2 separate regions of the Mus musculus genome follow, and region 2 is linked to region 1. The links are chromatin loops, found by intact Hi-C in ENCODE. Cell type or tissue: left cerebral cortex. All regions are shown on one strand.

Region 1 (2,500 bases):
GAGGAATGGGTTCCGGGAGGATGCAGGGATGGGGAGCATTATGTTGATGCAGAGCAGCCTCCGCGCGGGTAGCGGTGCGCCAGGCTGGGCGGAGCCCGGACACCGGAGCAGGGGTTGGCACCTCCGTCCTCCCGGCCAGGCTGCGGTCGGAGCCTCGGGTGCACCCCGCAGCGGCAGGCGCAGGGTCTGACCCAGGGAGGCTTTTCCCAGCCGGGCATCCACGTAGCTGGAGTACCACCCGGCCGTCCCGGGCCACTGCAGACGCCTGGCGTGCGCAGGCCGCGCCTCCCTAGCCCGAGGGCCTAGAGACGTCACCGAGGCTCTGACGCGCGCTAACCCGGGCGCGGGTTTCCTCCCCGCAGGTCCCGGTCCTTGCAGCCCGCCGCCGCGTCCTTGGCCCTCCTCCCGGGATTCTAATTCGGGAAGACTGTTTGTCCTTCAGCTACTGATAAGGACTCGAGTTTGTGAATAATAATAATAATAATTTTAACAATTCCGGGAAAGAAATAACCATACTCGAGAAACATAATAATAATAACCAGCCCGATAGACCTCTGCTCCTGTGCTCAGTGCTCTTAAGGACAATAATGACAACAGTCATAATAGCCACAGTTTATTAAGCGCTTACTCTTCCATCGCAGTGTTAAGCGCTTTGCAGGCAACAACCCTCGGAGGTAAGTACCGTTATGCTCCCTATTTTTCAGGAAACTAGGGCAGAGAGGTTAAGTAACCTGCCCCAGGGCACACAACTAGCTGATGTCAATGCCAGAATCCCAACCTAGGCTGCCTGTTCTAGTGTAATCCTCGAGCCAATCCGTCAAGGTCGGGAGCATTCTCTCCATCTTAAAGATGAGGAAAACAAGGCACATGGAAATTTAAGTACCTTGCCCAAGGTCACCTAGCTGGATGAGGCAGAAAGCGAACCCAGGGCTCCTCTCTGTCCGCAGAACCCTCGATCTTGGCCATAGGCGATGCCATTTCCAAACCACCTCGGATAGCCCCGGCTTCTGGGAGGCAAAAGCAGCCGCTGGTGGATTTGGGTAGATTCCTGCAGCTTCCGCTCAGCTGATGAACCGGGTGTTTTGGAGCAGCGTCCTTGCTCTGCCTTCAAGCGTAGGATGGGGACGCCTCTCCTGGAATCCAGACCCAGACTAGGCTCGGCGATCCCGAGAAGGGACGGAGCGGGGGCGGAGGCAGCGGAAGGAATCCCGAGTCCCATTTGACCAGCGGCGGGTCTAGGCTCCGGATTTGCACCATATAACCAGCAGAGGGCGCTGCCGCTCGCGCATGGAGTTTCCGTCCCCTCTGCCTACAGCCGCCTGCAGTGGCTTTCCTTCTCCAGGTGACTGAGCCCACGCCGCATTTAGACCGGCTTCTTTAGACCGATTGACATTCGTTCAAGGCTTCCCAAGTCCCAGCCGCTTCGATCTTGTTTTGTATAAGGGGGCAACGGCAGAGATTCCACTCGGTTAAAAGGCCTAGGTGTTTGCAAATTCAGCTCGGTCTGGTCAGGTCTTCCCTTCTAGTGAGCCCGAGGGTGATTTAAAATGGAGGTAGACCCTCCACTTGAAGTAGATTACAAATATTCTTTCCTTTTCCAAAATGGCAGATGATGACTAAAGAGAGAGCCCACAGACGAGAGGGTCTATTTTCATAACAGCCGCCGCCTATTGGTCGCACCAGGCCCTTTTTAGACCTTGATACAGTATGGCCTGTACCGTGGGGATCATGATTCCTGTTTGATGTAAAGTCAAAAAACTAGTAAATAATGACACCTGGATTTAATCTAGGAACTCCCTTAATTAACAGTTACATTCCCAATACCCAGAATGCACAAGCAGACACAACTGATTGGAAGATATTGGTTATAATCCCAAATCTACCGGTGCTTAGAACCCTACCATGGAATCGGGGACTTGGCCAGCTTTCTGAGCTCCCCCCCCCCACCCCGAACTCAAATCTCTAAAACAGAAAAATAAAATATAAAGGTGGCCTGAGAGCATGAGCTGGAGGCTTTTTGCTCAGGCTTGGAAGAATATCCAGTGAGGCTCAGTCACTTCCTATGTCTGGGCTCTGAAGACATAAAGGTGGATCTAGGAAAATCTGAAACGCATGGAAGGGAAGGGGAAAACTCTTTCTGTGGCTTTTACTTTAAACTAAGCCTCATTTTGCTATTTGTGCTATATTTTTAAATTAACGTGGCTCTCCCCACCCTTGAAATTGGCACACAAATAGCAAAAACAGAAGGAAGGCCAGCTCGCAGCTTTAAATGTGGTTCTCAAGAAGGAGGGACCGGACTTAAAAAGGAAATGGGAATTAAAATGAGGTGTCTAATTCAGACAGACTTTCCACGAGGAATTTAGATCACGGCTCTTGTAACAGGAGTGTTGTCTGGGGCTGGGGCTGGGTCTGGGTCTTGTGTCTAAATGGGAGTGCCCCCAATGAAGAGGTTGAATCTTCCTTTTTGAATACGCCTGCATCTCTGATCATCTGGGTGTAA
Region 2 (2,500 bases), 380 kb before region 1:
TCTTATGTTTGATTCATATGATCCTTCGGTACCAAGTACTGAGCTAGATTATAGTCTGATGGAGCTGACATACAATAGCTAAACAATCCCAGTACTATGTACTAAAACCGGAGGGTGGGGGGAAGACACCAAATGAGGTGAGCCCCTGTGCAGGTTGGGCCCAGGAAACTGGAAAATAACAGCTGTCACAGGGAAAACAGGAGGCACGAGGGTGTGGGCTGGGGCATGTGATGTGAGAGAACAGCATGTCCAAAGCGCTGGAAATGAGAGGCTCGTAATGACGCTGTAGTCAGAGAGTGGTGCCAATTAATGCCATTAAATTGCTGACTAAATTCTAGATTCTTTCATTGCTCATTCCCAAGATGGGGAAGGTGACTACCCATAGGATCAACACAAGGACAAATCGGAACAGTTCTCTGCTGGATAGCTCCAGCCCTCCATCCCAACTAGCCCATCTTAGCCCAAGTGCAACGGTTGCTGCACTTGTTCAATCAGCAAACTCTGCCAGAATCTCCAAAGAATCAAAGGATTCCCAAAGGAGACAGGAGAATATTGCCCTGCACATCTCTGATTCCCACATAGAATCCAGTTCAGAGTTTTGTGCAAAATAACTGCACTGTGTCTGCTAAACAGAACGTAAAAGAAATGAATTCATTTGAGGGCATAATTACTGCCTCAACCCACGTCCTCTGAAACCTTTGTCCTTTCTCCCAAACCCACTCCTGCCGCATAAAAGGGCGTCTCCTTTATCCTTATGCCTTTCTGTATGCAAATACCAAGATTCTCTGCGAGGAAGTGGATTTTGAAATCGGAAGATTCTGAGTGGAATCTTACTGGATTCATGGTATTGCGCAAGTCATTCAAACTGGGGCGCCCTAAGCTTACTTCATCTGCAGAGTAAGACTAACAAGCATCTGTTTTATTCGTGTTTATGAAATGAACGTTACCAGGATGAGATGAAAATAGAAAATAGGACAGTTTGTGTAAGGCAATCACCGCTCAGCCTCACATATGAACAGGACAATGAACTGTTAGAAAGGGCCCGGTAACAGGTCTGTCAGCCACCGGCCGGAGTCACCGCAACCCCTGTCTTTCCCGGGGACGCGAAATGCGTAGGAGATCCGAGGTCCCTCCAGACTCAGCCCACGCGGGGCGGACGCAGCGCGGTCCTGCGTCACCGGCGGGTGGCTACCAAGCGGGACCACACATGGTGGGAACGTGAGGGGGCGGAGCCTGCGCCGACGCTGCTGACCAATGGAACAGAGGGAGGGTCCCACCGGGTCTCACCCAATCACAGAGGCGATCCAGACTCCTTGGGGCGGAGTCATGCCAGGGAGAGGCTGCATCATAGGTCGCTGGGCGGGCGCTGGGCGGGACCAACGGGGCGGTCGGGCGGAGCGGCAGACCGAGACCCAGTCCAGGCGGCGATGGCGGCGGCTGCTGTGGTGGCAGCGACGGTCCCCGCGCAATCGATGGGCGCGGACGGCGCGTCCTCGGTGCACTGGTTCCGCAAAGGACTACGGCTCCACGACAACCCCGCGCTGCTAGCTGCCGTGCGCGGGGCGCGCTGTGTGCGCTGCGTCTACATCCTCGACCCGTGGTTCGCGGCCTCCTCGTCTGTGGGCATCAACCGATGGAGGTGAGGGGACCCTATGCTGCGGGGTGGCAACACCAAGCGGACTCCCCTGGGCCCAGGAACTCCAGCCTGCGGCCACTCTGACACAGCGTTTTTGCCCAGTGTGGCCCGCTCTGAACTCCTGGGAGGCCTGGGGGACAGAGGTCCCTCTATGCTGACGAGACTCTCGTCAAAAACGCGAAGTCAACCTGAGGGAGGATCTGCAGCCAGTCCCTGGAAGAATGGGGACTGGGCTTTTAGGGGTGTGCTGTGGGAGCGGAGAAAAGCTTCTTCAAGAGAAGTAGCCCCTCGTGGACCCCCCCCCCCCAAGGGCTTCCCTAAGCCTCGGATTTGTTTGACTCTCCCCCACGCCTCTTTTCCCATCCCGCGTAACCTCTCTTCACAGACAAACGTGGTGGTGATCAGGGAACCTAGCTTAGCATTAGCCGGTTTTAAAAAGACCCCAAGGGCATCATCGGGTAATGGCACTTTTGTGTTCTTGACGCATTTTTTTTAAAAAACATTGATTGGGAAAGGACATGCATGGCATGGCAGTGTATAGAGTTAAAAGGACGACTTGCAGGTTCTCACTCACCATACGGTTCCAGGGTGGAAAGCCGGGTGCCTTTACCCAATGAGCAATCTCTCAGGAGGTCCCCTAACCCATCTGAGAGGATCCCTGTGTAGTTATAACGTTGCTAGAAAGATATTCAAAGAGGGTTGCATCACCCGTCAGCTCTTCCGCCTGTTGTCATGAAGTGTTTTTTAGGAGAGCTGGGCCATTACAGATGAGACTTTTAGGAGCTGATGTGGAAAAACAAGAACACAATATGAAGATTCGGTGATAACTCCCAGGAGGCTGAACCCTTTCCCAGCATGCTGTGA

The links. Peaks named below come from ENCODE experiments on the same cell type or tissue, not always from the same donor. Only the 100,000 strongest peaks of a DNase experiment are listed, where the experiment ranks them.
Region 2: a loop joins it to region 1, with 3 times the contacts of the local background. A loop is called at or near these places in 9 of 42 quality-filtered maps.

The regions. Positions count from the first base shown.
Region 1 is chr2:92,057,393-92,059,892 of GRCm38, reverse strand. No RefSeq gene overlaps it. Among named protein-coding and RNA genes, the nearest start is that of Gm31473, 31 kb to the right of the region's middle. In left cerebral cortex, CTCF peaks have their summits at 192 and 1,265 (motif pointing right); DNase peaks (open chromatin) are centred at 295, 1,232 and 2,236; H3K4me3 peaks cover 1,624 bases; H3K27ac peaks cover 1,799 bases.
Region 2 is chr2:92,432,951-92,435,450 of GRCm38, reverse strand. It overlaps Cry2 (cryptochrome 2 (photolyase-like)), which reads left to right and starts at 1,382. Exons shown (of 12, transcript NM_009963.4): 1 at 1,382-1,639. The coding sequence starts at 1,428. In left cerebral cortex, a CTCF peak has its summit at 1,151; DNase peaks (open chromatin) are centred at 253, 1,257 and 2,270; H3K4me3 peaks cover 2,096 bases; H3K27ac peaks cover 2,327 bases.